Regions from separate parts of the Homo sapiens genome. Here all the other regions are linked to region 1. A link is a contact called in ENCODE Hi-C or POLR2A ChIA-PET data. All regions are on one chromosome and are shown on one strand. Each heading gives the region's core, a stretch centred on a gene start or an enhancer-like site at or near the end of the contact. The rest is flanking DNA. Distances are from core to core; before and after follow the strand shown.

Region 1 (5,812 bases), core at 358-2,857:
CTTCTTTCTCTCCAGGTCTCTCCCCCTGTACCTAGAAAGCTATTTGAGCTGGATCCGTCCCTCTGATCGTGACGCCTTCCTTGAAGAATTTCGGACATCTCTGCCAAAGTCTTGTGACCTGTAGCTGCCACGTTTTGAAGAGCTTGAGCTGGGTCCCCAGTGGGCTGTCTCTCTGTGGGGAGGGCTTTCTGCTTCACCATCATTAGGAATGTGACCATTCCTATATAATTCCTGGACTGGTGAGATTGGTGGTAGGCCTGTGAAATTTGCCCTAGTTACTACCATTCTCGTTTTGGAGGAAACAATCTCTGCCACCACCAAGTCATTGACTTTGCTCGAGGCACCTTTTTTCCTGTTTCTCCTTTTCTGTTGTCGAGTAAAATTTCATATTTATCTCGTCTGCCTACTACATATACTTGCGTGGGAAGGCTTGTGACCGTCTAGTTGAGTGCTAGTTGTCTATGATGCCCTTTCCTGACATCGTCTACCTTATGAACTTGAAGTCTGGGTATGAGGAAAGGGCTACAGGAATCCTCACTTTGGAGGCAGTGGCTTTAGTCCTTCACATTGCCTGAATGCAGAGCCCCAAAGCCCAGGACAGTGACAATGAGTGGAGTTGGGTCTGAAGGGTGGTCTAGATAGGCCTCTCAGGACAAGGGCAGGTACCTGTTACTTAGAGACAGGCAGGTTTCTCTCAGAGTAACTCTTCACTCCCTTCCTAATTCCAAATTCTAGAAATTCGACTCGTCTTAGTCAAATGTGTCTGTGTGGGTACAGGGTGAAAGGTGAATTGAGTCAGCATATCACCAACAGCTGCCTGTTGACTACTAACAGGGACCCCTGTTATTTGGGGCCCAAGGATTTTCAAGTCCCAGCATATGCAGTTTTCTTGCTAATTTGGGTTCTACTGAATTGGCTGTGTGTTCTGTGGTTGCCCTTTGACTTCTCTGGATTTGAGTGCCTTATTATAAGGTATTAATATTAATGACGGGAGGAAGAAAGGCACAAGCGCTGAGAAACTGCAAAGGCTGTGGGATTGGGGTTACCAGAGGGTGCAGTGACAATGGGGTAGGAGTGGGGTGCTAGTCAGAAAGTTCAGAGTAGGGGTGGTTGGAGGCAGCGTTGAGAAGGAGCAAGAAGTGTCAGGGTGGTGATGGCGTCTTAGAAGATCTCCAGGTTTTGGGAGAAGATGGGTGTATGGGTTACCACAATAGGACTAGACTAATACAAGGGTTCAGTCTATTGTGCCACGTTCTTCCAGGAGGATAAACTCCGGAGCCAATGAACTGGAGCCAAGTGGGAGAGTCCGCCTCTAAGGGATTAAAGGGTCTCCTTTCACTAATCGATCTCGCCCTATTCCTTTCGTTGATTGGCTGAGAATTCCAATCCGTCGAGGAAGCGTAGCGTTGCGGCCAATTGACGTGGCGTTACTAGGCGTGTCGCATCACTGAGGCGGGAGCCAGGCCGCAAGCGAATTTCCTGATTGGCTGTGATCTGCGGGTTGCTGGGGAGAGGCGCGGAGAGGCGGGCGAGAGTCCGCAGGGCAGGCGCTGATTGGCTGAGGTGGGAGCAGCTTCCCTTCCGATGATTCGGCTCTTCTCGGCTCAGTCTCAGCGAAGCGTCTGCGACCGTCGTTTGAGTCGTCGCTGCCGCTGCCGCTGCCACTGCCACTGCCACCTCGCGGATCAGGAGCCAGCGTTGTTCGCCCGACGCCTCGCTGCCGGTGGGAGGAAGCGAGAGGGAAGCCGCTTGCGGGTTTGTCGCCGCTGCTCGCCCACCGCCTGGAAGAGCCGAGCCCCGGCCCAGTCGGTCGCTTGCCACCGCTCGTAGCCGTTACCCGCGGGCCGCCACAGCCGCCGGCCGGGAGAGGCGCGCGCCATGGCTTCTGGAGCCGAGTGAGTGTGCGCGCGCCGTTCGCTTGCTGCGGCGGCGCGCACCGGGACCAGCCGCGCAGGGTAGGCCCGGCGGGGCCTGGCCGTGGGCGCGTCAGAGAGGTGGAGACCAGGAAAGAGGGAAGGGAAGCTAGGGGGCGAGTGAGGGGCCGTGGACCCGGCAGGCCCGGCTGGGGCCAGCTGCGCACCCGCGCGCCCCCTAGGCGGGGCTTGCGTTGGGTCCGGGTCGGAGCCTGGGCCGGATCGTGCTGTGTCATGCAGGCCCCGGCCCGCCCGATTGGCTCCCTTAGAACGGACGTCTGGGCCTGGCCAGGTCTTCCGGCCCACTCCGCCGGCGCGGCGCCCCGGGGCTTTGGGGCGCCAGTCTGCCGTCCGGCCTACCACCCGCCGAAAGCCTTTGGTCCCCGGAGAGAGCAGGCCCCGCGAGCCCGAGGCCCCAGCCGGGCCCGGTGGGCGTGGACTTTGCGCCATGTGAAGGCCTCAGGAGCTCTGCCACCGAGGCGGAGCCCGGGGTCGGGGAAGGCCCGCCGAGCTCAGGGAAGCTCACAGCCGCCTTTTTGGAGCCGGGTCGGCGGGGCCGGAGGTGGGCATCCTCTGTGTGTGACCTGAGTCGTGAAGGACTGTTAGGGAGAGGGCGAGCCCTACCTTTCGCTTCTGGTCTTCTTACTTTAGGCCTGTTGTTCATACTAGAAAGTTTGAGCCAGTTTTCCTTAATGTTATGACTCGTGGGTGGGGAGAAAGGAATTTTTCTTTAACATTTTAGGTTCTTGCTAAAGTTGGAATCTCAGTTCGTGTTTTGTGCGCCTTTCCAGATTTCCAGGTTTCGTGGTGTGCAGTTTAGAGTTGCACTAACTCTTCAAAAACACAAACGTGCGCGCACTCCTTTCCCCAACCAGCTATATTGAGAAATTACCCGGGCTCTGGGGCTTTCTGACCCCACCTCCATCCTTAGGAAAGCGTTAGATAAAACTTGGCTACCTCAGCCCATTCAATTTAGAATAGAGAGCTTTTAGAGGCAAAAAAAAAAAAAAAAAAAAAAAAAAAAACACAGCCAGCCCAAGGAAACTCTATGCAAATTACCTTCCTTCCTTGAAGAGATTAGTTTTTTGAGGTGTGTTCCTTTTTCTCAAGTTTCTGAATTCGGATAAAGTATTACTCAGTTGCTTATTTAAAAGAGTCACTTATTCTGAAAGTATTCTTTTGGTTTATATGCAGTCAGCCTCTTATTTTCAAAAGTAAAAATCTAAAATTCTTGGAACCTGGCATCATCAGCTGTTTCTAACCTCTTGGTCACCTTGATGACTCTTAGCTGAAACCCTTCCAAGTCCCGTGGAGTCCCCTGTGCAGTTCTGGAAAGGGATTGACTTATACAGAAGACAATGGAGGATTGCCCCAAAGAGTGTCCAGAACTGCTGTTGGCCCATGGTCAGGCCAAATTCAGTCTTTTAGAGATTACCACATCTGATCTCAGTAGGTAGATGGGGAATTAGAGGCTTTACCTTAAGAAAAGGGCATACCACTCATCTCCAGAGCCAGAGTCCGGGATGGTAGGCAGAATGGAGGTTTTCCTAGGATACAGCTTTGAGATTAAAATACAAACTATTGACCGGGCACAGTGGCTCAGGCCTGTAATCCCAGCATTTTGGGAGGCCGAGGCAGGCAGATCACTTGAGGTCAGGAGTTTGAGACCAGCCCGGGCAACATGGAGAAACCCCATCTCTATTAAAATGCAAAAAGTAGCCAGGCATGGTGATGGTGCACACCTGTAGTCCCAGCCACTCTGGAGGCTGAGACAGGAGAATCACTTGAACCCAGGGAGGCAGAGATTGCAGTGAGGGAGATCGCGCCACTGCACTCCAGCCTGGGCAACAGAGGGAGACTCCGTTTCAAAAAATAAAAAACTATGGTGACTAGAGGCATCTGGCGTTTTATTTTTCTCCAGTCCCAGTTCTATAAGTCAAGCAAGAAGATGGGCAGTCCCTGGAAGAGTATTTTGATGGGACAGGAGTGGGAGAGCTCGTGGGTTTACATTGCTCTCAACTGTCACATTGAGCATGCTTGGCCTCTAGTGTGTTGATAAGCATTGGAAGAGTCTGCCTACTCAGCAGCATTGTGCCTGGAGTGGCAGACTTTTGGAATGGGGGAAGCAAATTTGAGCAGAGGAAACTGTCGTTAGAAACTAGTTTAGAGGCAGTGGTTAAAAATGCAGCCTATGTGTGAGGGTTAGCAGAAGGCCTACCATTTTGTTAGATGAATGGGGTTTGTTTTTCTCTTGGGTGTATCAGGACCCAAAGATGTAAGAACCCCATGGCTTCCTAGCTGAGCACAGCATTTTTCTTTGTCTCTTGCAAATTGTGAGGATATTTCCAATGGGAATACTATTTTGTCTTGTTTTGTTGACTTCAGTATCCCCAGCCCTTAGAACAATGCCTGGTACATAATAGAGACTCATGAATTTGTTGAATGAAGAAATTCGTTTTAAAAATTTATTTTCTTTGCTTCCTTCATTGTCTGGCCTTCCTACTTTGGTTAATGCTTATGTTTTCCTGAGCCTTACTAACACGAGGCCGCTCTTAAAAAAGAGAGAGCGCTGGGTGCTGTGGCTCACGCCTGTAATCCCAGTACTTTGGGAGGCCGAGGTGGGCAGATCACCTGAGGTCAGGAGTTCGAGACCAGCCTGACCACCATGGTGAAACCCCATCTCTAGTAAAAATGCAAAATTAGCCAGGTGTGGTGGCGCATGCCTGTAATCCCAGCTACTCGGGAGGCTGAGGCAGGAGAATCACTTGAACCCGGGAGGTGGAGGTTGCAGTTAGCTGAGATCGCAGCATTGCATTCCAGCCTGGACAACAAAAGCGAAACTCCATCTCAAAAAAAAAAAAAAAAAAAAAAAAAGGGAGAGGGAGCTTGCTGAGTCTAGTAAGTGACAGCTGGAAACGGGCTAGGTAATAAGTTGGTGTCACTGTCTGGTGAATGATCCTAGCTTCTAGGAAATAACACTGAGTGTAGACCCAGTCGACTTTGATTTGGGTGAGAGGGATTTGGATTTGCCCCATGTCTCAGCATTTCTTGGTTTTGATTTTTTGAGCCAACTTTATGGAATTGTGTACTTTTGCAGATATTACTGTGAAGTTCCTTTTGACCTTGAGCCTCTTTCTGGCGGTTTGATGTCTGTTAGTGTTTTTTCCAAATATGATGGTCTTTATGCTTGGCATTCCTTTGGTACTATGGAATGCCCTGGCATCAGTAGGTTTAGCCTATAAGGAGGGTAGCACCAATGATTCTGCTTCGTTGTCCCCAGGCTTGCTTGGTAGAACTTAAGGCCTCCCTGAGCCTCAAGGGAGGTTGTCTGGCTTACTTAATTCCCTGGAAAGTTAGCTTATGCTTTACTCTATACTGTTAATCATGGTGACCATTAATACCATGTGCCAGGTATTATGTTAAGCATTTTACATTCATTATCTCCCTTAAGACAATAAGCCTCTGAGATAAGTATTATATTCCTTCTTTTATAGAGGAGGACATCAAAGTTCAGAGGTTAGGTAACTTGCCCAAGATCACAATTAAGCAGTGGCATAATTGGAATTCAGACCCAATGGGTCTGACTATAGAGTTCCTGCTCTTAACCACTCTTCTGTAAGTCTAAGACTATTTTTATTTCTCTAACAACTATTCAGCCTCCATTTCTATTATGTCTTCTTCTTAGGCCATTATTTTCTGACCCTGGGGCAGGATCACTCACTTGGGGCCTTATAGCTGGGACACTGACGCTCAAAATACCAGGAGCTGCTGGAATGGGTATTGTAATATGTATGGTAGATACTGCTCCTCGTGACCTTGGCTGCCTTTCCTTCATCTGAGCTTTCTGGTCTAGGGACAGCTTCATCTATTCACTGTTTCTTTCCTAAGTATGAGTTTTA
Region 2 (5,770 bases), core at 422-2,921, 2.5 Mb after region 1:
ATCACCTCTGTAGACTTAAGATTTTTGTACTAACTGTATCTTTGTTTTCCTAGGGTGATACAATTCTGGAGACTGGAGAAGTAATTCCACCAATGAAAGAATTTCCTGATCAACATCATTAAAGATTATGTAAAAAGTTAAAAGGCTTATGAGCCTAAGTTTGTTCCTATATTACCATATTTACTGAATTTTCTGGAAAAGTAACTTTAATAAAGTTTAATCTCAGAAATTGTCATATCTGTTTTCAAGCATTGTACAATTTGAGACTGAGTAATTTAACAATAAGTAAAAAGTGGACATGCTAAACAAATATGAGAGACTACCTACTTTTTCTGGTCATTCTTGACTTGGAAAACGGTATGGAAAAGTATTTAGTTACATGTTTGTTTGTTTTTTTCTTACACAGTACTTACACTAATTTGGTATCAGGGTATGCAACAGTGAAATATCACAATAAACAAATGTAAGAACAGCAATTCCATGCACTTTTGTTTTAAGGAAATCTTTCCGGCCAGGCGCAGTGGCTCATGCCTGTAATCCCAGCACTTTGGGAGGCCGAGGCGGGCAGATCACGAAGTCAGGAGATCGAGACCATCATGGCTAACACAGTGAAACCCCGTCCCTACTAAAAATACAAAAAAATTAGCCGGGCGTGGTGGCGGGCTCCTGTAGTCCCAGCTACTGCGGAGGCTGAGGCACGAGATTGGTGTGAACCCAGAAGGCGGAGCTTGCAGTAAGCCGAGATAGTGCCACTGAGCCTGGGCGACAGAGCAAGACTCCGTCTCAAAAAAAAAAAAAGCTTTCCGAATCATTTTTGAAGAATTTAGAAACTTGATTGAAAAGCTTATTCCAACTATGATCTGACACTCAAGACTGTCAGATTTAGGTTGCTGTTAATTTTGTCATGAGAATGTAAAATACTAAAATCTCTAAGTGAAAAATTTGCATACTAGTGCTTGTTATAAAGGATAATGCAAAAATAAACTTGGGAACTTTGCATTATGAATTTTATTTTTATATCTACATAAGCATGAGGGAAAGAACTGTATTTTCAGATAATTAAATCCAGAAGAGTTACAAATTTTCATTCGTCCCAAAGATTTTGTCTGGGTATTTCTTCCTTAGCTGTCGTCTTGCAGACACCATCGAAGCATAGATGATGCAGCCCCAGGAGATTAAAACGATGGCAAGCAGCAACTAAACCAAAAATCGCAAAGGAGGTGTGAAATCTACCTGATATTTCCCCTCGCCCCCGTCAGGTTACCGTTGCCATTGCTAAGGTGGGAATTAAAGTAACAAAGTCGAATAAATGGGGTTCCAGTGGCGGGTACACCCAGCAGCCCTTACGTAAGAAGCGGAAGATCGTATCCTCCAGGAAGAGGCGGAGTCGAGGTGAGGGAGTGAAATGCTTAATTCAGGAATGGATTTTGGAGTTTCTGGGTGCTGAAGAAATAGGGCCTTTCCGCCTGCGGGCCCAGTGAGTCGACACGGTGGGGGCCCGCGATCCCCGGGACTTACCACTGAATAAATCCAGTCCAGCGTGCGACGACTTACTGGCTTCATGGTAAGGAGGCGGCAGCAGTCCGCGGGAGCTGGCGGGAGCTGCGGGCCTTACAGTAACCTCCCAGGCGGTGGCTGCCAGGCGCCAGCAGCCATCTTTTAGCCGGGCACGAGCGCCCGCCCACTCGCTTCGTGCAGCGCTGTCGCTGGCCTCTTCCGCCCGGAGTTGGGGGGCGGTATCACGTGATCGGGGGCCTTGCCCGCCTTTTAGAGAGGGGAATAAACGAGAAAATGTTAAAAATTGCTTTTTTTTTTTTTTTTTTGCCAACTAAGGAGATAGGCGTACCTCCACTGGTTTTCTTTCTAGTTGCAATGCAATATTAATGCAGGATAAGGTGCTGTCGTGTCCATTTAAAAGTTAATTTGAAAAACAATCCACGTTTTAAATATTACGTCTGGCTCTAAAGCTGGAAGAATTAACGCTTTCTCCCCCGCTCCCTCCCCCACGCCTCCCCGCATCTGATACCACACGATTTAGATGGACGTTCGCCTGTTCATCTTTGACGTAAAAATACCACCCACTCTTTTATATGTGACAAATCGTTGTGGGAACCCCTGTAAATCGAGCCATTCTTCAGAAACGTATAGCGTAATGTATATCTCTAAGAAGAAATACGTGGGACGCGTTACCCGCCATAATGTATCAGTCAAGCAACAAGTGTTTGTTGAGCGTGTCTGATGTTCTTGAACTGCCGCGCGTGAGATACTAAGCCCCGAGCACGGCAGTTTGGTGGGCGAGCGTACCAGGTTCAGCTCTAGAATGTTTGGGGCGCTCACATTTGAGGCCTGAGGAGTAGAATCTGGCAACGGGCCGCTTAGGCTCTAGACGTTCTTTATACCTCGCAGTTATCTTAAAAGAGTTTTAGTCTAGATTTCAGGGAGTGGGAAGGGGAAGAGCGGAGAAAAACGTGGTCTGTTTAGGGAGGAGTCCAGGCCCTGTTTTGTTAGGTTGTCCTGTTTCTCCCCAGCCTGGAGGGGATCCCTCTCTGAAGACTTTATAGGATACTGGTTGGGCTCTGGTTTGGGATCCCGTTGGACTCCTGGTGTTGCTTCCGGGAGGCGTACAACAGGAGGTGAGAGACTTCAAGTCCATCTAACAATTCCCCTATCTAGACACTAAAGATAATTTCCTAAGTTTCCGCAGAGTTTGGTAAGGTTGAAACGACATCGAACTAGTTCTCGTGTTTTCCGGGTAAGTTAGGGGCGAACATTCAGTCAGTGTCCCCAGTGGCTGAGTACCAGTAACAAGATGGGGAGGGTCGCGCTGCCCTCCTCCGGGGTCTGGAGCGGCGGGGGAGGGGCCGCATTTGGGCCGGTGCGCTGAGCCCCGCCCCCGAGGCCGGCGTCCATCTGCTGCGCATGCGTGAGGAAGGCGGGTGTTGTGTTTTGATGCGCGGGAGCTGGGGGGTGGGTCTCGCTCTCTGCCCTGCTTCCGAGCTGCCATTGGTGATGAGCCCTTTGCGTCACAGGGGTCGCAGCCGCCGCTGGGGTCTCCGCTGTCTCGCGAGGAGGGTGAAGCGCCCCCGCCTGCTCCCGCTTCGGAGGGTAGGCGGAGAAGTCGCCGGGTACGCCTTCGCGGATCCTGCCGACACCGACCTAGCTTTCTGGGCTGCCGGGAGCTCGCGGCGAGCGCCCCAGCCAGGCCTGCGCCGGCATCCTCCGAGGTGAGTGAGATTCGGAACAATGGGACGCGGGGGTCGGAAGGGCCGTGGGAGTTGGCGCTCCCGCCTGGAGCGGCGCCTCGGGACCCGAGGGTTGCGGTCATGGCCTGCGGGGCTGTCCGGGCCTCGGCGGGCCAGGGCCAGGGCCCCCGAGCGGCTCCTGCGCGCACCTGTGGATTGGTGCGGGCAGGCGAGGGTTGCGCTTCCCACAAGCGCTCCCGAGGGGCGCGAGCCTGGCCGTGTACTGGAAAGAGCTTGGTCTCAGGGAAAAGCAAAAAAGCAATGAGACTGAATCGTGGCGTCACCACTTACAGGATATGTGACCTTGCCTAGGTCCCTTAAATCCCTGAGCCTGTCTGTAAAATGGGAATAACAATATTTAAGTTCGTTGTGGTTATGTAATGCTCATGGTGCTTATCTTAGTCTAGTGGCAGTTCTGAACCAAAGTAAACGACTATCACCGTGGCTTTGGGAGTTGGGACTTGTCTGTGTTGTGTTAAACATTCTGAGCAGAAATTGCCCGTGACTTGTTCATCCATCCATTTACTGCAGCTTTCCTCATGGGTTGCTGATTGTAGGCTGGAAGGGGGCAGTGCTGAGATGAGCCACATAGTGATTTAAGAGGAAAACGGAGTAGACCTTTTGATAGGTAATTTTCAAGATTATTTAAGATAAATTAAGAAACAGCTGCCCAAGATTTAAGTTAATAGTGGTGAGAGCTTTCTGGGTTTTGTCCATGAAATGCAAAGAAAGCTATACAATCAGCTAAAATCAATCATACTTGTCTGGAATGAGTGGTTTTAGAGGCGAACGGTTCCCAGCCAATTCTTTTTGCTGGAATTGGATTAAATTTGATAGGATCTGGATAAATTTGATAGGATCTACTGAGATCCTGTGACTTTTGTATCTTCTTTTGGAGTTGATTAAATGCAGTTCAGAGAGGTACAGTGATTTCTTTAAGGTGGCAAGAGGTAGGAACCAGTTTATTTTTAATACTTGGGTGATCTTTCTATTTCATCTATTCGTGAACCCTTTTTAGTCACTTTGCCTAGAAATATTAAGTATAATAATTATATTAAGTATGATGATTATTTTGTTGTTATAAACTATCCTCTGTCTGGACCCATATAATCAGTTATGGGTGATGAGCTACCGAAATTCACTTCGTGTTCACGTAACATAGAGAACATTGTTGAGTTCTTACTGTGCATCAAGCACTGTGCTAAGGGTTTTTATGAAATATGTCCCGTCACACAACCACCTTTTCAATTCCATTTTAGAATTGAGAAAACGTGAGATTTTGAGAAAAAACTTCCTCCAGGTTACACACCTACTAAGTGGTGGCGATTCTCAGCCTTGGCTCTGCAGCAAAATTAACATCACTCCCGCAAATGTAATCAGCAGATGATTAAATTTTATATACAGTGTATGCCATAGATGACTTTTGATTTTTATTGATTTATTTTTTTTGAGACGGAGTCTTGCTCTTTCGCCCAGGCTGGAGTGCAGTGGCGCAGTCTCGGCTCACTGCAAGCTCCGCCTGCCAGGTTCACGCCATTCCCCTGCCTCAGTCTCCCGACTAGCTGGGACTACAGGCGCCCGTCGCTACGCCCAGCTAATTTTTTGTATTTTTAGTAGAGACGGTTTCACCGTGTTAGCCAGGATGGTCTCGATCTCCTGACCTTGTGATCCGCTCACCTCGGCCTCCCAAAGTGCTGGGATTACAGGCATGAGCCACCACGCCCGGCCATAGATGACTTTTGTAGTAAGTCTAACTTTAATTCTACAGAGCAGTTATACTTCGTTTATATCATTGTGCAGTTTTTCAAATATCCAGTCTCCTGAAATGTAGATTCGAGCTTCCTGATTCTTTATCTCCCCCATCCATTTTCCCTAGACGTGTGTCCATATTAATTAGCTGAAATTTCCCCGAATTGTTATTATCCTTGTTAAAGCCAGATTTGAGGATTTTTCGGGAAAGGGAAGTTTTGGCTTAATCAGTTTATACTAAAGATGGTGAACTTCATTTAGGATTTGGGAGACAGTTTAGGAAGTGTGACTGGAAGAACTGATTGTCTCCTGTGAGGAAATGTCCTAATTCCTAGAGTGCTAGGATGGAAAACCCGTAACACAGGCTTCTTACAGAACCTGAAGCACTGTGTTTTTCATCGGGTCTACCTTTGCTACTTAAATTCAGAACGTCTCTTGCAGATCAGCCACTCTTTTGTGTGTGTGTGTGTGTTTGTGTGTGAGGCAGAGTTTCGCTCTTGTTGCCCAGGTTGGAGTGCAGTGGCGTAATCTCGGCTCACTGCAACCTCCGCCTCCCGGGGGTTCAAGTGATTCTCCTGCTTCAGCCTCCCGAGTAGCTGGGATTCCAGGCATGCGCCACCACGCCCGGCGAATTTTTGTGTTTTTAGTAGAGACCGGGTTTCTCCATGTTGGTCAGGCTGGTCTCGAACTCCCGACCTCAGGTGATCTGCCCGCCTCAGCCTCCCAAAGTGTTGAGATTACAGGCGTGAGCCACCGCGCCCGGCCAGCAAATCAACCAC
Region 3 (5,476 bases), core at 2,947-5,446, 2.0 Mb before region 1:
TTTGGGAATAAATGTGTAAAGTGAAACACTTTACTTTCTACTGTGAGCATATTAAATCCTCCTCAGCCTTCATCTTTTAAACTCAGCTCAAAATCACTTGCAACCAGGCTAAATTAAGAGCCCCTTTTATGGGCTTCCATAAGTACTTTACATGTCAAAACACTCATCACATTTATAATTACTTATTCAATATAAATTTCCAAGAAACGCAGATCACAAATCCCAGGAGGGCAGGAACTATATGCACTCTGCTAAACAATGAATCACCAAAGCCAAACAGGGTAACTGGTATTTTCGGGGTCAGCTACAAACGTTTGCTGAATTCATAAATGAATAAATGAACTACACCATCGGGCATTTGTTCTTCAGCCCTGATAAATCTAGTATGTGCTTAAAATACAAAAATTATGAGATGAATTTCTCTGTTGTCTTTCGACTACTCCAAAGTCTTAAATTCTAGCATCAGCAACCAAAACTCTACACAGTAGATGTTTCCATTAGGTACTGATGGACTACTGATTAAAATGAGAGCCCTGAAAAAATAAGTGTGTGTCCAAAATCAGGGACAGCCTAAAGAGCAATAATGATGCCTATTTATTCTTTCTTCCACTAACAGCTATACACATAAAATAAAAAATAGTTGTTTTCTTAGTGTCCCAAATTTCTGCCCAAAAATACCAGGGTGTTGTGGTGGTAGTTCTGGTAATAGAACCACCTTAATCCCAAAAACCAAATGGACAAGAGCCAAAAATGTACTACATTCCTACTGGAGTTGTTTGTTTTCCAGAAACAAATAAACCCACCTGTAATGCTTTTCTTCTAAAGGGTATCATATACCTGTGCCCTTGTTGCACTGTCCTTCAGGTGGCTATGCTGTTACTGTCACACAAATTGAATGTGATTGTCTGAATAATGCTCACAGCATTCATCAGTTTATATTGAATTGTTAGCCTCAGAGGAATTCGAATAAAAGATGAATCCTTTCCTTTTTATTTAATAGGTAAATTAATTCTAAAAGAAGTCAAAGGAATTATGCTTCTTTCAAAATCCTCACTGGATCCATCCTGAGGATCCAGTGTGGACTTAAGACAAAACATAATTCCAGTGCAGCACAGAAAAAATTAAAAAGCCAAATTACAAAGTTACAAGTTTGTACTACTCTTGCAGCCATCCCAAAGGAAAGGGATTAAGAATAGAGCCATAGGCACACCTGTGAATGTATGCCAAAAATAAACTACAGAACCATAATAAAAACTGACTTCCTTGGGTCAAAGGATTTATCTCTTTCCCTGAAATGTAGAAAAATGAATTTAACAATTTAGCCCCTATGGCCTTTAAGAGGATTTTGTACCGTCTGTACTTGAAAATTGTGCTGGGCATAACGTGCTCTCTTATTTAGGTAGTTTATGTATGCCAGGGTTAAGGTCTGCCTAAGGTTGTTTTCGTTAATGTTACTGCTTTAATTACGTTCAAATGAATTTAATTTACCCTTTTAAAAAGTGTCTTGGAAGACAATATATGTTTTTTACACACACACGCACACGCACACACACACACACACACACACACACACACACACCCTTGACTCAGAAGGCTTTCTCAGCTTTTTTATCCCTGTACATGATTCCCAAGTATACTAACTAGGTAACAAAATCAGATTATCTCATACAGACTCCTCAATCTTCCCATCAGGAAACTGAAATACAAAGAGATAGGAAGCCTATTCAAGGTTATGCAGCTGGTTAAGAACACGGCTAGAAGTGATTCACATTTCTGTGATTCTCAGCCAACTGTTTACTAAAATTTTTAAACAAATTTCTTTTTTTCCCCCTTGAGACGGAGTCTCGTTCTGTCCCCCAGGTGAGAGTGCAGTGGCGCAATCTCGGCTCACTGCAACCTCCTCCTCCTGGGTTCAAGAAATTCTCCTGCCTCCGCCTCCCAAGTAGCTGGGATTACAGGCACGCGCCACCACGCCTGGGTAATTTTTGTATTCTTAGCAGAGACGGGTTTCACCATGTTGGCCAGGCTGGTCTCGAACTCCTGACCTCGTGATCCGCCCCACTCGGACTCCCAAAGTGCCTGGATTACAGGCGTGAGCCACCGCACATGGCCCAAAATAAAATTTTCAAATAAGTTAACTTCAAATTAAGATTTTTTGAAGAAAAACCTTCCTTCATTGCAATATTTGCATTGGTTCTAACACCTAAATTTACCTCACAAATATCCATTTTATGTCCCAGCAGAGTTTAAAAACTAAATGAGACATTTTAGGTGTAAGGAAAACACACGTTTGTCAGTTTGCCATTTAAGAATCTCCCAAGTTGGTACTCAAAAACTATCAATCCCATGACCAGAAAAGATGTTTCCTATATAACATCTTAAAATATCATGCAAATGAAACTTATCTAAGAATTAAAATACCTTAACAAATATAAAACAGCTATAGAATAACTGCAAAGGCTATTACCATTCAAAAGAGGGAGCAGTATTCATTGACTGAATTGTTTTAAACTAGACAACTTAAGGCTTATTTAAGCTTTCAGCATTTACTTAACACAGTCTTTAATCAATCCTTCTGCTCTCACAGTCTACCTACTGGTCATTCTGACCTTTTGCTCTTATTTACTTCCAAATATCTTTAGCCTCCCTAGATGTTCCTTCTTGATGACACACGCATCCATCTCCGGCCGATTTAAATCAAATCCACAGCCTCATTTTCAGTCCAATTTTCATTGGAATGTGATGAATACACTTTACTTTCAAAGTAAAATTTTTCTTACTCTTAGTAAGCTGCCCTGACAGGACAGTTGAAACACAATTGTCTAAAGGGTTAAAATGTCTGTCCATTTTTCAAATGCGATGGCCACTCTGAATCAAATCTGATTGGGATGGAGAATCCAAATGTGTAAAACAAAAGTCACAAAAGACAAACAGAGCACAGTATTTCAGTGGGGGAAAAAAAATAAGCTAAATTTAGTCACTTAAGTCCCAGCTCTTCTTGGGATATATATATGATTTTTACGAGAACTAATCCTATCCGGAAACATTTCCTTCACCTTTCCCTTAGCCCTTTTCCTTCGGTCATGCAGTCTCTTACCGTGCTAATTATCATATTAATATAATCCTCACTTGCGATCCTTCCTGACTTTATTCCCCATGCTCAGATTCTCCTGAAAGCATAACGCTTTCCTAAGTATACACACAATCCATTTAAAAGTCTTTGTATGCGACAGCCTAACTATTCAAACACGAAGTCATTTCTCTAACGGTCCTAGAAAAAATTTTAAAAAGAAAAAGAAAACCACAAAGTCAAGAGCTTCTGAGGGGACCTGAAAAGTCATCAAATTGAACGCTCTCGTTTTATAGTTGGAGAAAGGAGCTCAGAGAAACTTATTCACTGAGCTAAAAAGGCCCTACTAATGCAGCCCGTAATTCAACTGTGCAATCTGAAATAATCTTAAATTCAGCTTCAATAAGAGCTTTCTGGAATCGCCAGCGAATCCGTGGGGGAGCCACGGCTAGAACCCAGGCCTCCTGATTCCCAGCCACAGCTTTTCCACCGAACCAGCAGCTCTTCCCAAAAGTTGAAGGCAACTGTCCGCTCACAGGATGGGAGGGATAAAGGGCGCCTTAGTAAACACAGTCCAAGTCTACTCGTTTTACATGAGGAAAGGGTCACAGCTCCCGAAATTTTGGATTCTACTGCTGCAGCTGCTGCTTCTGACAGCAGAGGCGGGAGGTGGCCCAGGACTACTCGGTCCTCAAAGACTGGACTCTCTCTCGGCGCGCCGGGACCTCCGCGCTTCACTGACTGGCTTCCCTAGAAGACTGGGGGCCTTGCGGGGAAATAAAAAGGGCAGACACGCCACCCTCACCGAGGCCCTAGACGCCCAGCCGCTCTAGAATCACGGCATTAGCCCTTGGAAAGCCAGGGAGACGCGGACCCCCTAGACCCGCAGCCCGGCCGCGTGGGGCGGCGCGCAGGTGACGGACCAGGAGCTGCGCCCTGCCACGAGTGAGGGGCGGACGGGAGACGTCGAGGCCGGCGAGGGGGCACGCGCTAGTTCCACAGCCCGGCGGGCAAGAAGGAGGGTAGGCAGGGGTCCCGAGCCGCGGGCGGCGGGGGTCCGTCACACACATACTCACTGCCGCAGCTGCGAACAGGAAGCACCAACCGGGAACCAAAACGCGTAGAGGGACGGGGAGGGGCGAGGACAAATGAGGTAAGGAGGCCGCGTCCGCGCAGACCCGGGAGGGAAGGCACTTCCGGGGACAACACAGCTCTAGTCACCGCCTTTCCGTCCCCGCCCACCTGCCGCGCCTGATGTGCGCATGCGTAGTGGGTGCGAACCGTTCTCTGCCCCGCCCATAATTATTAGGTTTGCCTTCCTTGCTTTCCCCCTTCCCCTTCCCAACTTCTCTTGAAGCTACCTAGGCTGCATCTATTATTTGAATGACTCGTACGAAGGAGATGCTATTTACCGGGCAAAAGCCGGGGAGTTCGTGCCCTCTACCCCCGCGAGGAAAACTACAACCCCCATGAGGACACGGGCGAGGTTGAGGCCGGGCTCCGCCTCCTTCTCCCTGGCGCTCGGTGGACGCCTTCTCAGTGCCACGTGGCGCGGGAGCCTAGCTGATCGCGTGCATGACGAGGGCCAGCGTGGCTGGCTGCTTGGCCCGCAGACCTGGGCAGCGGGAAACGCGTACTTGAGAGCGCATGGCTTCAAGCTTCTCCCTTGCGCTCATGATCTTAGGCTGGTCGCTTTTTCTTTTAGGCGGAACACAGTTCACACTGGGCGCCTCCAACTCTCTGGAATTCTAGGCAACAGATTAACACTTTGTGAATCTCGAAGAGCTGCACTCCTGCTAAATATTGGAGTTAATGCTGATCCTTTGGAAGTCTCTGAAGGTTGCAAGATTGTGCTGGGAGCCTCTGGCTTCATTTGCCCTTCTCACACCTTATTTTAATACAAGGTAAACCCATCTGTAGAACTTTAGAAATAACTGTCGACCTAAAGGAAAAACTGAGGCAAAGTTAATATAAGTGGAGAATTTATTTGGGCCAAGTTTGATGAGGGCAACCTGGGATCATCAATTCAAGTTGCCCTTAATATGTGATCCGATAAGCAGCAGTTTCAACTGAGTTCTTTGTCTTGTGAAGCTCCAGGCTTAAAGGTATCGATCCTCCCACCTCTGTCTCCCAAAGCACTGGGATCACAGGCATGAGCCATTACACTTCTTGTAGCAGCTACGAGTGAATTTTTTTCTTTCTTTATGGTTTTTTTTTTTTTTTTTTTTTTTTTTTTCCTGAGACGGAGTTTCGCAGTTGTTGCCCAGGCTGGAGTGCAATGGCGCGGTCTCGGCTCACTGCAACCTCCGCCTCCCAGATTCAAGCCATCCTCCTGCCTCAGCCTCCGAAGTAGCTGGGATTACAGGCGCCTGCCACCACGCCCAGCTAATTTTTGTATTTTTAGTA
Region 4 (5,360 bases), core at 2,185-4,684, 2.5 Mb before region 1:
CTAGCCTGTAACCAACACCAATTCTTCACTCCAAGATCTAGCTACCCCATATTTCTATCCACTACCTACTTCTGTCTCTACAGGTACGCAAGCACCAGACTTAAGAAAATTGTTATGAAAATAATACTGCCCTTTAACAGGCTAGCCGTTTGCTACCATATCACCTACCGGGTGTAAAGGTGCTGCTTTAGCTGGGCATGGTGGCGCTTGCCTGTATCCCAGCTACTTGGGAGGCTGAGGCAGGAGGATCCCTTGAGCCCAGGAGTTTGAGAATAGCCTGGGCAACATAGCGAGACCCTGTCTCAAAAAATTAATTTAAGAAAGTACTGCTTTAATTTAGGGAATAAAATTCAAATGCTTAAAATCTGTTCTTTTCACCAAGAAACATTATTTTTGGCTAATTTATCCCGTCTTTCATTTCCTATGAAAGTTACTCAAAAGCATCTCTGCAGAGAAAATAAATTGATAGTTTCATATGTGAGCTGTTTTTCTAAATTTTATCAGCATTAGGGGTTGAAGTTACTGGAACCACGTAACAAGAACTCACCCCTTCCCAATCACTTTGCCTCACTATTCGGATGGATGAGATATGCCTTATTTTTACATCCATCCTATCGTGGAACACACACACACACTGACCATTTTGATGTCTGACCATATTTGATGATATTTTCAAAGTCATACACTCCATAACAGAAAGTTCTAGATGACACAATTAAAATTCAAGATGCATAGGTGGTTTTAAAAAATGCATAGACTGTTAGAACTGGAAGAAACTTTCAAAAGCATCTCAATATATGCCTTCCCTTTCCAACTAAACAAATGGAAGAACTGGGTGCAGTGGCTCATGCCTCGGTCAGGAGACTGAGGCAAGAGGATTACTTGAGCCCAGGAGTTTGAGACCAGCCTGGACAACACAGCAATATTCTATTTCTAACAAAATAGAAAAAAATAACCAGGTGTAGTGGCACGTGCCAGTAGTCCCAACTACTCAGGAAGCTAAGGCAGGAGAAGGACTGCTTGAGCCCAGGAGTGTGAGGTTGCAGTGCGCTATGATCACACCACTGCACTCCAACCTGGGCGACAGAGCAAAACTTCATCTCTTAAAAAAGAAAAAAGAAAATTAGCCGAGCGTAGTGGCACACGCCTGTAGTCCCAGCTACTCGGGAGGCTGAGGCAGGAGAATCGCTTGAACCCGGGAGGCAGAGGTTGCAGTGAGCCAAGATCACGCCACTGCACTCCAGCCTGGGCGACAGAGCAAAACTCAGTCTAAAATAAATAAATAAATAAATAAATAAAGAAGAAGAAAGAAATGGAGTTGCAGTGAAATCAGATACTCGTCCCTCATCACACCACTAGTTGGCAGCAGTGCCAGATCTAGAGTCCATGTCTCCAGTGTTCCTGTTCATGTTCTTTCCGCAGTTCTTGCTGCTTTCAACATCACTGCAGGCTTTCTAAACACTCACCAAGGGTTGGCTGGAGGCTATTCCTTGGGAGTCAGCCCCTCCCATTCCAGAGCTGCCTCTGCTATTCCATTGCATGAATTACAGATGCAAAAGGTTGCTAAAGCTGGAATAAGCAGATGAGTTCCCTTTCTTGCCCCAGTGCCTTACATTCTGTCAACCAGAAAGTTGACCGTGCATATAGTTATTAGTTGCTCTCATAGTAAATTATTGTCCTAATTTATCCAAAGTCCATTGTTGCTATGCAATATGCAGTCAAGAAGGAACATTCTGGTTTTGAATTATGTGAGCAATTCAGTCATCTGGCTTGCGTGTAAGAAGTAGATATGGCTAGTTGGCATGCGTAACTTGGGGCAGCAGCCTACTAACTCTGTTTGGATGCTTCTGTGACAGGAAATCTGGTTGCATCAAACTCTTGACTCTAGCGATGTCCATCCATGTGGGCACTAACTGTTAAAGACTAACAGATGAGCAGTAGGGTGCAGGGGAAAGATAATTCAACTTGACATGATAATTATCTGCATTAGAACCCTGCCCGTGCATCACCAGCAGAATGACTAGACTTTAGTGCACTTTAGACTTCAGCTGCGATGTTCCAGATAAAGGGCTTCACACCAAAGCTGGACTTGGTTTCTGAGCCTCTTTCTATTCATCTGTAAAATGCTGATCAGATTTGAACTTGCTTTATACATATTGTGTTACTTGGCTAACAGTATTTTAAAGACCTCTGTGCTTCAATAATCTGTAAAAAGGCCAGGTGCGGTGGCTCATGCCTGTAATCACGGCACTTTTGGGGGCCGAGGTGGGCAGATCACCTGAGATCAGGAGTTTCCAAGACCAGCCTGGCCAACATGGTGAAACCGCGTCTCTACAAAAAATACAAAATTTAGCCAGGCGTGGTGCTGCGCAACCGTAATCCCAGCTACTCAGGAGGCTGAGGCAGGAGAATCACTTGAACCTGGGAAGCAGCGGTTGCAGTGAGCTGAAATTGCGCCACTGCACTCCAGCCTGGGCGGCAGAGCGAGACTCTGTCTCCAAAAAAAAAAAAAAAAAAAAAAAAGTTTCATCTTTGTCTCTTTGTTTTAACTTATGTAAAGTTTCAAACATACTCAAGAAAGACTAGAATAATTAACTAAAATGAAGTACTAGTCACCAGCAGTTTTTAATATTTTGCTGACATCACTTATCTCTCTCAATACTTTTTTCCCCCTCTGAGGTATTTTTAAGCACATTTGGGGGCCAGGCGCGATAGCTCACGCCTGTAATCCCAGCACTTTGGGAGGCCGAGGCGGGAGGATCGCTTGGATCCTGGAACCCAGGAGTTCCAGAACAGTCTCAACCACCACAATTAGCAATAAAAAAATAAATAAAAATTAAAGCACATTTGGGCAAGATGTTTTAAAGATCTCTGTGCTTCAATTGTCTAATCTAGGAAACGAAGATTATAATATCGAATTCACGGGGGACAATTATATTGAATATTCAATAAATGTTAGTTATCACTGTTTACAGTGGTACCTATGTGCACAGCCCCCTCCAGCGCGTAAAAGCACTTTACAGCGCAGCGCTCCAGGCTCAAGATAGATGTTATTGTTGTTGTTATTATTATTATTATTATTATTATTTTGAGACGGAGTCTCGCTCGCTCTGTCGCCCAGGCTGGAGCGCAGTGGCGCGATCTCGGCTAACTGCAACATCCCCCTCCTGGGTTCAAGCGATTTTCCTGCCTCAGCCTCCCGAGTAGCTGGGATTGTAAGCACGCGCCACCGAGCCGGGCTGATTTTTGTATGACAGATGTTATTAAAGACAGCGTGGAGAAACCAGAGCCTGCGTTGCTGAGCTTGCGGCCGCCCGCTTCACACCGCACTTCAGATCAGCTGGGTCAGGACGTGGATTGTCCCGTGCAGGCATCCATCGTCGAGTGTGGCAACGAGAGGGCGGGAACAGGAAGTGAGGATAGGCCGAGTTCCGGGCGCGAGGCGGCCACCGTGGAGAGCAGAGCGCGGCGGCTGGAAGCTGCTAAGTCAGAGCCGCGATGTTCCGGATTGAGGGCCTCGCGCCGAAGCTGGACCCGGAGGAGATGAAACGGAAGATGCGCGAGGATGTGATCTCCTCCATACGGAACTTTCTCATCTACGTGGCCCTCCTGCGAGTCAGTGAGTGTCTCCCGGGCTGTGACTGTGAGACCAGCGGGGAGCTCACCGACGGGCACCCCTTAACTCTAAGGGGTCATCGGGGCCTTCGAACTGAGCTGAACGGTAGCGGGGAGCAAGGAGGGTGCGCGTTGAAGGCGACGGGCATATGCGCGGTTTGAGGTCTGCGGGTCAGGGTCCGGGCACTGAAGTGCACGTGGTGGCCGGCGCGCGTGTTTAATCATCCTGGTTCTCCCAGCTTGAAGAATGTTTGAGCTGCCGGGCGCGTTGGCTCACACCTGTAATCCCACCCAGCACTTTGTGAAGCCGAGGCGGGCGGATCATTTGGGGTCAGGAGTTCGTGGTGGCGGGCGCCTGTAATCCCAGCTCCTCGGGAGGCTAAGGTGGGAGGATTGCTTGAATCCAGGAGGCGGAGGTTGCAGTGAGCCGAGATCGCGACACTGCACTCCAGCTTGAGTGACAGAGCAAGACTCCATCTCAAAAAAAAGAATGTTTGAGCTGAAAGAGCTCAAGTAATTATCCCTAGAGGAACTCCCTCGTTTTTGCAGACAGAGAAACAGAGAAACAGAACCATAGTTCTAGAAGGAAGAAACAGCCTTCTTGGGAAGGCTGGCCAAAGGTCACTCAGCGATTCAGTGAATGATCTTGACCTAAAATCCAGAACTCTTAACTCAGTACCAGGTTCCTTCCCTTTCTTTTCTTTTCTTTTTTTTTTTTTTCCTCGATACACAGTCACGCCCTGTTGCCCAGGCTGGAGTGCAGTGGCGCAGTCTTGGCTCACTGCAACCTCTGCCTCCCGAGTTCAAGCCATTCTCCCACCTCAGCCTCCCAAGTAGCTGAGATTACAGGCGCGCGCCACCACGCCCGGCTAATTTTTGTATTTTTAGTAGAGATGGGTGTTTAACCATGTTGGCCAGGCCGGTCTCGAACTCCTGACCTCAGGTGATCCACCTGCCTCAGCCTCCCAAAGTGCTGGGATTACAGGCGTGAACCAGCGGCCGGGTTCCTTCCCTTTCAAAAGTGCTGACCTTTGAAATCCAAAAAGTTTTGCTTCATTTCTGTTTCTTTGTATAGAGGGTGAAGTGAGTCATTAGTTTTTTGGAAAAAAATGGGAAAAAAGAATATGAGTCTATAGGATTAATGCAAATATTTGAGGTTTTTTTTTCTATATCTTAAAATTGACAGGAAGTTACTCCCATTATATAGTCTTGACAGTGGACCTTTGAGGGAGGCAGGGCCTAAGATTCTTTATATCATTTTACAAATGAGAACTTGATTTTCAGAGGGGACTTAGCAAGGAAGGAAGGTATCAGAGTTATAGGAACACTGAATATAAGAACTGGAAGCAGCTTTATGATCAGTTCTCGAATGCCCTGCCTTCTCGTTCTCAATTCAGTATCCTTTCCATTGTTCCTTGCTGTATATTATTGGCCAGCCAGTCTGGATGGAGCGGCAGGGATGGTTCAAATAAATGAAGGCCATACCAAAGTCATCCTATTGAAGGCTCATGTTGGGCTTAGGCCAGAGCTCACTGATACTGAGATGTCCCTTATTCTGTGTCTCTTTCACTGTCTATGGTATTACTCTGCTTTCACAGAAGAGCGAGTCTTGGGGAACAGAAACACCCGTATCATCCTAGTTCAACAGCTTCTTGCAACTCCCAAATTTACTTATTTCCTGCCTCCTGCCTTTTTCATTGATCTAGCTGCCAGTGAAATATTTGCTGCTTCTCAGTGACCTTTGT

Evidence for each region. Hi-C counts contacts between places; a loop is a spot of excess contacts on that map. ChIA-PET counts read pairs that join two places held with the same protein, here RNA polymerase II (POLR2A). Pooled maps may share reads with other maps.
Region 2: a map of B cell shows a loop between it and region 1 (30-fold over the local background). The contact joins the promoter of SMIM27 here to the promoter of VCP in region 1. A Hi-C loop is called at or near these places in 1 of 168 maps with a recorded cell type or tissue (B cell), 1 of 37 single-sample maps with no recorded cell type and 7 of 50 pooled maps.
Region 3: a loop to region 1 is called in a map of naive thymus-derived CD4-positive, alpha-beta T cell, with 16 times the contacts of the local background. The contact joins the promoter of ZCCHC7 here to the promoter of VCP in region 1. A Hi-C loop is called at or near these places in 1 of 168 maps with a recorded cell type or tissue (naive thymus-derived CD4-positive, alpha-beta T cell) and 6 of 50 pooled maps. POLR2A ChIA-PET finds 5 or more read pairs at or near these places in 1 of 52 experiments (T-cell).
Region 4: a pooled map shows a loop between it and region 1 (11-fold over the local background). The contact joins the promoter of TOMM5 here to the promoter of VCP in region 1. A Hi-C loop is called at or near these places in 1 of 168 maps with a recorded cell type or tissue (CD8-positive, alpha-beta T cell) and 5 of 50 pooled maps. POLR2A ChIA-PET finds 5 or more read pairs at or near these places in 1 of 52 experiments (activated T-cell).

What each region holds. Positions count from the first base shown.
Region 1 is chr9:35,068,420-35,074,231 of GRCh38, reverse strand. VCP (valosin containing protein) reads left to right here and starts at 1,607. Exons shown (of 17, transcript NM_007126.5): 1 at 1,607-1,895. The coding sequence starts at 1,879. It overlaps FANCG (FA complementation group G), which reads left to right. Exons shown (of 14, transcript NM_004629.2): 14 at 16-393. The coding sequence ends at 124. RefSeq lists enhancers at 1,040-1,089, 1,110-1,249, 1,450-1,499 and a silencer at 1,900-2,529.
Region 2 is chr9:32,548,228-32,553,997 of GRCh38, reverse strand. SMIM27 (small integral membrane protein 27) reads right to left here and starts at 1,671. Exons shown (of 2, transcript NM_001387564.1): 1 at 1,519-1,671; 2 at 991-1,197. The coding sequence starts at 1,563. The coding sequence ends at 1,075. It overlaps TOPORS (TOP1 binding arginine/serine rich protein, E3 ubiquitin ligase), which reads left to right and starts at 1,412. Exons shown (of 3, transcript NM_005802.5): 1 at 1,412-1,564; 2 at 3,030-3,224. The coding sequence starts at 1,562. It overlaps NDUFB6 (NADH:ubiquinone oxidoreductase subunit B6), which reads left to right. Exons shown (of 4, transcript NM_002493.5): 4 at 54-997. The coding sequence ends at 122. RefSeq lists enhancers at 924-1,637, 1,442-1,771, 1,782-1,991, 1,638-2,352 and silencers at 2,632-2,851, 3,352-3,411.
Region 3 is chr9:37,119,294-37,124,769 of GRCh38, reverse strand. It overlaps ZCCHC7 (zinc finger CCHC-type containing 7), which reads right to left and starts at 4,196. Exons shown (of 9, transcript NM_032226.3): 1 at 4,147-4,196. LOC105376034 (a long non-coding RNA gene) reads left to right here and starts at 4,370. Exons shown (of 3, transcript NR_188580.1): 1 at 4,370-4,974. RefSeq lists an enhancer at 4,455-4,534.
Region 4 is chr9:37,590,671-37,596,030 of GRCh38, reverse strand. It overlaps TOMM5 (translocase of outer mitochondrial membrane 5), which reads left to right and starts at 3,434. Exons shown (of 2, transcript NM_001001790.3): 1 at 3,434-3,619. The coding sequence starts at 3,499. RefSeq lists silencers at 1,356-1,425, 1,825-2,119 and an enhancer at 3,078-3,837.